Regions from separate parts of the Homo sapiens genome. Here region 1 is linked to region 2. Evidence: chromatin contacts called from ENCODE Hi-C or POLR2A ChIA-PET data. All regions are on one chromosome and are shown on one strand. The core of a region is the stretch at or near the end of the contact, and the rest is flanking DNA. Distances in the headings are between cores, read along the strand shown. Region 1 overlaps BZW1-AS1 (BZW1 antisense RNA 1). Region 2 holds the start of LINC01792 (long intergenic non-protein coding RNA 1792).

The links. A loop is a pair of places that touch in the nucleus more often than their neighbours do. ChIA-PET counts read pairs that join two places held with the same protein, here RNA polymerase II (POLR2A). Pooled maps may share reads with other maps.
Region 1: a map of endothelial cell of umbilical vein shows a loop between it and region 2 (5-fold over the local background). The contact joins the enhancer-like site here to the promoter of LINC01792 in region 2. A Hi-C loop is called at or near these places in 17 of 168 maps with a recorded cell type or tissue (CD4-positive, alpha-beta T cell, Caco-2, HepG2 and 11 more), 1 of 37 single-sample maps with no recorded cell type and 11 of 50 pooled maps. POLR2A ChIA-PET finds 5 or more read pairs at or near these places in 12 of 52 experiments (A549, Caco-2, GM12878 and 8 more).

Annotation. Positions count from the first base shown.
Region 1 is chr2:200,784,181-200,789,391 of GRCh38, reverse strand. All of the region lies in intron 3 of BZW1-AS1 (BZW1 antisense RNA 1), which reads left to right. It also overlaps the pseudogene AOX3P-AOX2P and the pseudogene AOX2P. Among named protein-coding and RNA genes, the nearest start is that of BZW1, 25 kb to the left of the region's middle. RefSeq lists an enhancer at 1,567-2,083. Within about 2 kb of position 2,376, at least 10 of the 41 ENCODE cell types and tissues checked have a DNase peak (open chromatin) inside an H3K27ac peak, as active enhancers do; they include IMR-90, PC-3, PC-9 and 2 more, where a contact is called at or near this core.
Region 2 is chr2:200,733,109-200,738,952 of GRCh38, reverse strand. It overlaps LINC01792 (long intergenic non-protein coding RNA 1792), which reads left to right and starts at 3,776. Exons shown (of 3, transcript NR_037886.1): 1 at 3,776-3,916. It also overlaps the pseudogene AOX3P-AOX2P, the pseudogene AOX3P and the pseudogene AOX2P.

The DNA.
Region 1 (5,211 bases), core at 1,127-3,626, 52 kb before region 2:
CAACAACTGCCAACTGCTTTAGTATTATCTTATTCAATTCTCACAACAATCCTGTAAAGTAACTAGAGTTATTCTCTCCACTACCCCACCTCTCCCTCATTTTATAGATAAGAAAACTGAGTGATCAGAGAACTTAAATAAAGCATCAAAGGTAGAGCTGGGGCTGGGTCCTGTGCCTCATGCCTGTAATCCCTGCACTTTGGGAGGCTGAGGTGGGCAGATCGCTTGAGCTCAGGAGTTTGACACCAGCCTGGGCAACATGGTGAAACCTTGTCTCTACAAAAAATACAAAAACTAGCTGGGTATGGTGGTGTGCACCTGTAGTCCCAGCTACTCGGGAGGCCGAGGTGGGAGGATCACTTTAACCTGGGAGGCGGTGGTTGCAGTGAGCCGAGATTGTGCCACTGCACTCCAGCCTGGGTGACAGAGCAAGACTCCATCTCAAAAAAAAAGTAGAGCTGGAATTGAAACCCAGATTCACTCTACTCAGGGCCTGTCTCAAGCACTAAGCTAAAATAGTTCATTGTAACTCTTCTCCTTGGCAGGATGAGATGGCTCTCTTTTCTCCTGTTTTATATTCTGCATCTCTTATTTCCTCCCTTAAACTGAGGAATGCCTCCAGCTTTTGCCTCTTCCCTTTTAGGTGTTCTCCCTATCTCTCCCTTTCCTCTGCTCCTACAAACCTAAGGAGGAAGAGATCACATAGGAGAGTTTTTAGATACAAAAATATACATTCAATAACAGTATCAGAGACTCTCCCTTCAGGAGTAAGAATGGCTACTCTGTGAAATGTCACCAAGCATTGCAGGGAAATGATTCAGTTCCTGCATCCTGGGACAAACATATTCAATGTGGAATCAGTTTCACAGCCAATAAAACCTCTTCCAAGACAGCATGAGAGGCTAGAAGAATGTGGTTAAGAATGAGTACATGCCTGTCTGAGTGTGCGTGTGCATGTGTGTCTGTGTGCGTACATGCGTGTCTGTGTGAGTACATGCATGCATGTATGTGTATGTGTCTCATGGGAACAGGTCAATAGGTTGAGCATTCTGAGGAAGACACCATGGGAGACTCTACTCTCAGTCTGTCCTGAGCCGTGCAGTCTGCTCTGTGTTCCATCTCAAGGAATCCAGGTGACCGAAGCATGTCCGTGCTGGTCTAAGGCCCTACCAATTATCTGTAGCTGAGATTATAGCTGAACAGGCTGGAGATTTCATGTTTTCACATGTTGTGGTAAATGAGCCCCAAGAAATAGAATACAGTCTTGTAGGGCTGGTAGATGTCTCCCCCAGCTCAGAGAAATCCAGGGCTGTGTATAGAGTATGGGGTTGAGCAGGCTTCATCTTGAACGGCTAGTGTTTGGGAGTGAACTGCCCGAGAGGAGTGGGTAAACCAGGCGTCTGGCAGCATGCAAAATGTTCACGTGCCTCTCCTCCTTCAGCAGGGAGGAAGGGCTCCAGATACTGAACTAAACAGGTGGCGCTTTTAATGCTGCCAGTTCTCACTGAGTCTGGGCATCTAGAAATGCAAAAGAAGCAGGGAGGGAAAATGAGACGTGGGGATGTGAGAGACGCAGTGCTGTAAAGGAGGGGAGTCCGTGGATGGAGACTGTATTAGGGTTTGCGGCGTAGGAAGAAGGTGAAGGCCGTTAGAAACTAGCCATTGGTCAGTCTCATAGAATAGCAGATTCTATGAAGGACAGGCATGGCCATTTGGAACTGAGGACTGATCTAAGAATGAAGGACTTTTCCCACTAGGGTACGATAAGATCATGCGTCAGCCTAACGCAGGACATGAGCCATTTGTTATGATTGCAAAGATTTCTTATGAGTCAGCGTGTTCCAGGCTGCCCCTTCAGAAGTGGGGTAAGCTGAAACCTGCTTATAAACCTGTTTCCAAGCTGAGGTGTCTGATTTTAACTTCCAGGAGATGGAAACTGAAGCTGTTAATTGGCTCTACATGGCCTCCCACTATGGCAGCCCACATAGACCACATTTGGTGATTACTCAATAAATAACGTTTTGCTGTTGGTGATATTAAGATAACATGTAAAAAATGTCTGCCTATTCCACATTCTCCAAGGCAGTATTTTTCTAATTTTTGAGGGTATGGAACCCTTCATGTCTCTGAATCCTAAATATATATTTTTTTTAAATGAAATCACTGTTTCTAAGGAGAAGTCCTCATATGAAAGTGTTAAATATGTATATCTTTAAAGGAAGTTTACTTTTTTCCCCTTGTGGAATTTAAGATGACTGTACAAAACACATTTTCCAGGAAATACATATTTTTCTTTCTCCCATCACCGAAAAGGAAATTACATAGAGATGATGTTTCTGGCCACGCCTAGTTGAGCCGGACTGACCTGCTGGGCTCAGAGTAGAAACCAGCAACACTGTCCTCACCAGAAATTAACCACCTGAGAAACAGCCATGCAAAAATGGCAGCCAGCATTAGGCTGTGATTAAGGTTAAACAAACCCAAACATGTTAAAAAAAAAAAAAAAACCTTTTGACATAGTAAATGCTCATTCATACAGTATGATTTTTTTGGTAACAAACATGCCTTAGGCTTCTTACCAATGCCTGCCTTTTTTGAAGCTAATTTACCCATGAAAATGAAGCTGCTAGTTAGAAGAGTTGTTGTTTATTCTGGCCTCAGCAGGTCAACTTGATTTAATGTGGAAACACTTTTCAAGCCTTTTGGGAGAGGCATATTTTGAAGAAGGTCATTAACAGTTTATGGGTTTTTGGTGATGACCTTAACACTAATATTTACAGAGTGACTCATATTTACACAGTATTTTTACATGCATTATTTTATTTAATTCCGAGGGAAAAGTACTGAGTGTTTTACCATCATTTCTATTTAAGAAATAGATCTAGTCGGGCTGTTATTTACCTTATGGCTATAAGGAGGTTATTAAAAGAGGAGGTCTTGAACTTTTCAATACTCATGCTCTAGTATACAGACACTCTGACTCCCTGACCTTCTTATTCATTAGAACAAATTGTGTTTTGACAAGGGCATTCAAAGGCCCAATGCAAAGACTGTTAATATATATGTTTCTTATTCTTTCTCTCTTTCTATATACACATTTGCATAGTACAGCATTGTGTACCAGTGTGAATCATTATATATTTCAATTAAAAACCATGTTGTAATTTGATCAAATGTATTAAAAATGTAAATTCTGGCTGGCACGGTGGTTCATGCCTGTAATCTCAGCACTTTGGGAAGCTGAGGCAGGTGGATCACGAAGTCAAGAGTTTGAGACATAACCAACATGGTGAAACCCTGTCTCTACTGAAAATACAAAGATTAGCCGGGCGTGGTGGCGTGCACCTGTAATCCCAGCTACTCAGGAGGCTGACGCAGGAGAATCGCTTGAATCCTGGAGGCGGAGGCTGCAGTGAGCCAAAACTGCACCACTGCACTCCAGCCTGGGAAACAGAGACTCTGTCTCAAAAAAAAAAAGAGTAAATTCTGATATGGGGTCAGATTTGTTCTAAGATGCTTTAGAAATTGGTCTGTGTGAGCAGCCAGGCTATAAGAACTTCAGGAGGCCTGCTGTGGCTTCTAAGGGGATGAATTAATTATAGTCACTAAAGATCTAAAGAAGTAGACCTGAAGTGTGATAAAGCATATGATAAAGACTAGGAAAGTTGCTGATTGGAAGAAGGACTATCCAGGTTTCACTCGCTGATGTGAAAATAAATGGTGTGGCCACAAATTCTATTTTATCTCTCAGCCATGGAGAACAACAATTGTAAGATTTTTCTACCAGAGAGGCAAATCAGACACTTTTCTACCAGAGGGGCAAATCAGACACAAAAGGGCCACTTTTGAGGGCTGCTTAGTCCCAAGTGGCTTTGATTCTTCTGAAGCTGCAGGGCCTTTGCATGAGCTGTTCTTGGCCTGGACTGTATCATTGCCAGCTTTATACTTGGTCCCTTGCTTCATTCAGGCTTTGGCTCAAATGTGAACACTCTCAGAGGGAACTTCCCCAAGAAACTATAATCAAATAATCTCTCCATCACATTCTAGCTCCCTTCTCTTCAATTTTCCTTCACAGTATTCAATACTGCTTGCAATTATATTGTGCGTTTGTTTACTTGCTTACTGTCTGGCTTCCCCCACAGAATGTAAGCTCTATGCCGGCAGAGATTGCCTTGCTCACCACTATTTTTTTAGTTCCCCAGCAGTGCCTGGCACATGGAAGGTACTCAATAAATATGTTAGATAAATGAACAATTGCATGACGAGTAACCAAAGTGGGATCCCATCTATGACCCCTCTGACTTCAAGAAAAGAGCGAGACTAAGTCAGAAAGGTTTTATTCTGTGGGATGTAGTAGTATACCCCAGGGTCAGCCAAGCACTTATAATTCACAGTCACTGTCTTCCTTCCCTGCTAGACTATAAATGCCTTGAGAGCAGGGACCTTATATTCCTGGGACCTCAAACTATGCAGAAAGGAAGGGATCAAATGAATTTGTTGAATTTGATTAAAGCTGAGTAGGAGTTAACAAGTTGAACAGAAGAAGATGGTTCCAAGGAGAAGGAAGAGCATGGCAGAGGCCCTAAAGCAGGAGTGAGCGTCTCTGTCCTTAACATGAGGAATGACAGAAGAAGACAAGTGTGGCTGGGTGGGGTCATGGGTGGCTGGAGAGGTGGGTGGGGTTGGCCATGCTGGACTCTGAAGGTTTGTAGGCTCAAGAAGGCAAGTTAAGAAGTTTTCTGTCTCCTATGAGCAAAGGGAAGCTTTTTGCCAATGTGTGTGCTGGTGTGGCATGGTCTGCTTTGCCACACCACAAGCTTCTGGCTGCAGGGGGTGTAGAGAGATCAGCCAGGAGGCAGCTTTGATCCAGGGTGGAGAGATGGTAGGTAGCTTCAGGGTCACCAGAAACTAAACTCCACCAAGGTAGGGGGTCTCTGTTTCATTCACTACTGTAGCCCCAGAATTGTTCTGTAGAACAATGCCTGGCACACATTAGATGCTCAACATCTGTTTGTGGGATGAATGAATAATATAGTGGTTAAGGATGGAGAAAATGGACTGGGTCAAGAAATTGTTGGGGGTGAAAATGAACAGGACATGGTGAAGGACTAGCTACTGAGTATGAGGGAGAGAAATGCCAGGATGGCTCCTGGGTTTCTTGTTTATGTTTCTGTATAGATAGATGAGTATTGCCATTTCCTGCAACAGGTA
Region 2 (5,844 bases), core at 2,527-5,026:
AATTTTAAACATTTACTGCGCCTGTTGCTTCAATCTGCTGAGACCTTTTTGCATACTGATTCTGCCAACGCATATCTCAACATTTCAGTGAGGTTCAGAAATAGGTGCGGTGTGCCCAGTGGTTGAAACCAGGGAACATACCGCCATATTCCGGATCTGCTGGCCTGCCAGACTCCTCAGGTGCTTCAGGAGGGCTCAGTACGTCTGTGTTTTCTCCTCTGGGAGCTCAGCTACCCTCTCAGCCAAGATGTCCTGCATCTGGGCCAGGCTGCAGCCAGCGCCTATTGTCAGTCCTGGAAAGCAACTTGTTTTTACTGGTGACATAAGAGGAGCAGCTGAATTGTAATCATGGCACCAGGACCTCAGTGTTTGGCCAGTGCAGTGAGTATCCACATTGGCTCACAGAGAGTCGCTGGGAACTCAAAAACAGCACAGATGCCCCACTCCCAGATCAATTCAATTAGAATCTCTGCTGCCTTTTTTTTTTTTTTTTTTTTTGAGACAGAGTCTTACTTATTGCCCAGGCTGGAGTGCAGTGGTGCAATCTTGGCTCACTGCAACCTCCATCTCCCAGGTTTAAGCAATTCTCATGCCACAGCCTCCCAAGTAGCTGGGATTACAGGCACCTGCCATAGCCCTGGCTAATTTTTTTTTTTTTTAGACAGAGTTTCGCTCTTGTTGCCCAGACTGGAGTGCAATGGCGTGATCTTGGCTCACCTCAACCTCCGCCTCCCAGGTTCAAGCGATTCTCCTTCCTCAGCCTCCTAAGTAGCTGGGATTACAGGCATGCGCCACCATGTCTGGCTAATTTTGTATTTTTAGTAAAGACGGGGTTTCTCCATATTGGTCAGGCTGATCTCGAACTCCTGACCTCAGGTGATCCTCCCACCTCGGCCTCCCAAAGTGCTGGGATTACAGGCGTGAGCCACCTGCGCAGCCTAATTTTGTATTTTTAATAGAGACGGTGTTTCACCATGTTGGCTAGGCTGGTCTCGAACTCCTGACCTCAAGTGATCTTCCTGCCTTGGCCTCCCAAAGTGCTGAGATTACAGGCGTGAGCCACTGCGCCCAGCCTGGATCTCTGCAGATTTTTAAAAGGCTTCAAGGTGTTTTTACACAGCCAGAGTGAGATCTCCTGGGCTGGTCCACATTCTTCTTTTGACAGACACAAGGAAATAGAGGCTAGAGAGAAGGAATGACAGCAAAAACTTGCAGGTGGCAGACCTTACCAGAATTTTCCATGACCTCCTCCTGACTGATTGTGGTGAAGCTATGCAAAGTTGCTTTGTGATTAAGGGGGATAAATCGAATGGCATTACAATAAGGCAAAGGTCATTCAATTCCCCAGGTTGTTGTCTAAAATCTGTAATGCTTGGATTTCAGGTTTTGCACCCGATACTCAAAATCTTCAACAATCAGTTTTGTGAGGGGCACTGGTCAATTGGCCCATGTAAGGAGCTGCCCCAGCCATTTATGTTGAGCGTTACTGGGTATGAGGAAGTTGGGGGCTCCTGGGAAGGGTCCAGGGAAGTAATGGGAGAGCATCTAGCGATCGAAGTAATGCTATTTGCTAACTGGCAAGGAAATAATTCAAAATTTCAACCAACTTTGGAGCCATAAGTTGTGAGTATTGGCAGGATATTAGCATGAGCTTCAGGGTTTTTCTTCAGTAAGGATGAAAGGGTTCAAATCAGTCTTAAAAAGTGAAGTAGTCACCCAAACCCCCAGGAGATGAGTTAGGCAGCCTTTTAAAATTAATCCTTCACACCCGGGGTTTGCAGAATGAAACACTAACGTAGAGTGACTTGACATTACTAGCTGGGCTGGTTCTAATTGCAGTTAGTCTGTTTTTATCAGGTTGGGCTTTGATTTATCTCTTGTTGACTAATCTTTGAGAATATTTCACCCTCCTACATAGCTGTATTTTATCAATATTAAGAATGTACTTGGCATGACACCTCCCCCACCTTGCCAGCATACTCATGCAACACCCCGCTGCCTCAGTAATCTCAGCTAATTTAGTTGATAAGGGAACCATGAGCTGCTCCTTGTTATCCTTATGCTAAACAAATCTAAACTATCCCTCCCCGCTGGAATGTCTCAGCCTGGAGTTCTCACCCTGTTTCTGTTTTAGCGTCTCCTAAAATGTACTCTGTAACAGGGGATCTAATTTCATCCCAGACCCATCAGTGATGGTCTGTTGCTTCCTTATCACAGGTTTCAGTGGAGCCTGTTTTTTAACTTCTGGAAGGTCCTGGCCTGCCTTATCGTTGCAGGAGTACTAGGAAAATCAAGCTTTTTTTTTTTTTTTTTTTTTTTTCAGTCATACAATTCCTTCTCCCTAAGGAGAAGACCCAGAGCCTTATTAGTGGAGGAGAAACCAGAAACAAAAAAACATAATTATTATTAAGGTCAGAAGCATCACATAGACCAGCATCACCACCTCTTATTTGACACAGAGGGAAAAGGGCAGTTCAACCCCAGTGGGGATTGAAGTATCCCTGTCTGCTCTATTGCCTGAATCCTCATAAGAGTTCAAACACAGTTTGAAGCCAAATAACTCCATTTCCATTGCACACATCACCATGTCACCTCATGCTAGGCACGACACACCTTCTGCCAGGCTATACTGAGAACATTCTACTTAATGTGGTTCTATTCATATTTTATTCCATCTCTGGTCACAAAATCTAGGTTTCTTCCAATGCAAGTGAAAAGAACTTCAACTTTGATTCTCAGAAAGGGCATTTCAGTGGAACTCTATGCTTTTCAGAGTTCATGGGTCTATGAGGTAAACATGCAATGACTTTCTGGAGCACTCACTATACTAAAGATTTTGAGAAAACAAATGTATACTGAGCCAAACATGTAGGTCATATGATTGAGCATGCAAACCTTAAACAAATGTTTAAGTCAAAATTACAGCTGTGCAAAAATGTATTTCCTGGGTGTGCTGGTGGGGAACACATCTGGCTCCAGTACATCCCACCCCTGCCAGTGTCCTTCACTCATCTGGGACTTAGGAAAAGTTCGAGAATCGTGGAAACTTTCCTGCAAGCCACTAGAGGGTACTCATGCTTTAATTTTAAGAGCCCTAAAGGAAGGCGCATTGTTTGTTTTAGCTCTGCTTTGCAGAGACCAAACTGAGCAGTTAACTCACATAGCTAATTGGACAGGCTGTGGGGTGGACCTGAGGGGTAGAATGGCAGTAACAAAAAGAGTGTTGGCCAGGCGCAGTGGCTCACGCCTGTAATCCCAGCACTTTGGGAGGCTGAGGCGGGTGGATCACGAGGTCAAGAGATCGAGACCATCCTGGCCAACATGGTGAAACCCTGTCTCTACTAAAAATACAAAAATTAGCTGGGCGTGGTGGCGCACACCTGTAGTCCCAGCTACTCGGGAGGCTGACGCAGGAGAATTGCTTGAATCTGGGAGGTGGAGGTTGCAGTGAGCTGAGATTGCACCACTGCACTCCAGCCTGGCGACAGAGCGAGAGTCTGTCTCAAAAAATAATAATAATAATAAAAAATAAACAGAAAGTTTAATGAGGAACAATATATTTACATAGTTTCAAAGTATCTCCCCACAGAATATTTATTAACTACAGAAGGAGAAAAACCACCTCACTGTGGAGAGTCCTGGTAGACACCATCTTAACCAAGTGGGACATGTTGAAGTCATGTGTCACCTGGCAGGATGCCATGAGGGGAACACAGAGTCACTTTTGTAATATTCTGACAAAGACTCATAACATCGATCTAACCACGACAAAACAATAGACAAACTCAAAATGGGAGACATTGGACAAGATAACTGGCCAAACTCTTCCGAAGTGTCAAAGTCATGATGTCAAAGAGAGAGGGGAGACCTGATTCCTGCTCCAGGACACCTCAGAGACAGGACAACTAAATGAAAAGTGAGATTCTGTATTGAATATTTTTGCTATAAAATACTTGATTGGGACAACTGGCGAATCTTGAATGGAGTCTGATAATTAGATAGTAGTTGTGAACTGCTGTTAATTTCTGGATTCTGATGGGTATATTGTATAGTGTGTAGGACTAAACTCTTAAGTGTTCAGGGGTTTGGGGCATTAGGTCAGCAATTTACTCTCAAATGATTCAGGGTAAAAAAAATTCTTTGTACTGTACATGCAAATTTTCTGTAAACTTGTCATTGTTTCAAAAGCTAAAAATGAGTTAAAATTTTTGTGATCAATTCTGGTAAAGAGAAGATTAAGAACTGGCTAAATAATGTTCTTCAGGTATGACAAGTGTTGTTATAAGGAAGGTCTTTTTCATCTGCTGAGAAACTTAATAGATTCATGTTAGACATACGTATTTAATTCAATTTCACTTATTTCCTAAACAAGCCTTACATGAGTCTATTTATAGAAAGCATTCATATTAAATACAAATACAATAGTCAAATCATTAAAATAAGTGTAAAAGATGAGAGTCAAGAAATGAGATGAAATGAATAATAAGAGAGTAGGAATTTATATATGATAAAAACTGGCCAGGTGCGGTGGCTCATGCCTGTAATCCTAACATTTTGGGAGGCCGAGGTGGGTGGATTGCCTGAGCTCAGAAGTTCGAGACCAGCCTGGGCAACACGGTGAAACCCCGCCTCTACTAAAATACAAAATAAATTAAATGGGGGTGGCGGCAGGCGCCTGTAGTCCCAGCTACTCGGGAGGCTGAGGCAGGAGAATTGTTTGAACCTGGGAGCCAGAGGTTGCAGTGAGCCAAGATCGCACCACTGCACTCCAGCCTGGGCGACAGAGCTAGACTCTGTCTCTGCAAACAACAAGAACAACAACAACAACAACAAAAGCCAAAACTAAATGAAGCATAAAATTTAACTTTGAGTTTCCTGGTTGCCAAGGCAAAGATATAAAAAGTTACCAAGTGCTTATTTTGCAATAAGCCCTGGCTGGGTCCTAAGTCTAGCCACTGAGCCTCTGCTGCATCTGAGTCTCTTTCTCCCTCACTGTCCTTCCCTCACCATCTGCCATAGCCTCTCAAGCTCACAGTTCTTTGTCTCTGTTGCTGGTGGCCTGGCTTTTTCTTCCAGCTGCTTGTCTCTGGTGGCATTCTATACTTGTGTGCCAGGATAGCTTTCCATTTTTGCCTAGTGCTGTGAGGAAATTGCCCTTTTCTTAGTAAAAATAAAGTTCAGAACCTCAGAGTTGGCACTGGGTGGTCCATACGGCCTTGGCTTTCACCCAAGACTCACTTCCTTTGGGATCTATGTCTGATCCTACCATTGACACATTGGTCTAACGGGGCACTGTTTCCCTCTCTTTTTCTTATACTGGACGGAGGACTCTTGGGTTGATTCTCTGTAGACCGACTGATCAGAGTAAGAATGTTCATATAAGAATTGGATAAATGACAGGAGGAAACAAAAGGACAAGAAAAAGAGACAATTTCATTGATCTTTACAACTCAGCTTACTTCTCTTCAATTGTTGAACCAATAAATGGGTTCTTCCTGGTTCCTGGTCTACCTTCTCATGATGGTTACTATTATTTATACCCACTGGCCAGGGGTGCCTGTGACTTCCATGGTTGACCTGTGAGACCAACAGAATCTGAGCTCCCTCAGTTCTAGTTTCCTAAATTCACGTCCTTCCTCTGGGTTACTGAAACTAGGCATGGCCTCCCCATTCAAGAAGATCCAACCTACCTTCAGATGTGAGCTTTGTATTTATAGATGCCATCAGGATACTAGACCGCCCTCCCAATAAGCCTAGGCGATGTGCCCACATATGCTCAATATGGTAAAAGGATGGTTAGTTTCTTGTCACTTCCAGTGAGATCTCCCTGTTCCTTATTTGGAC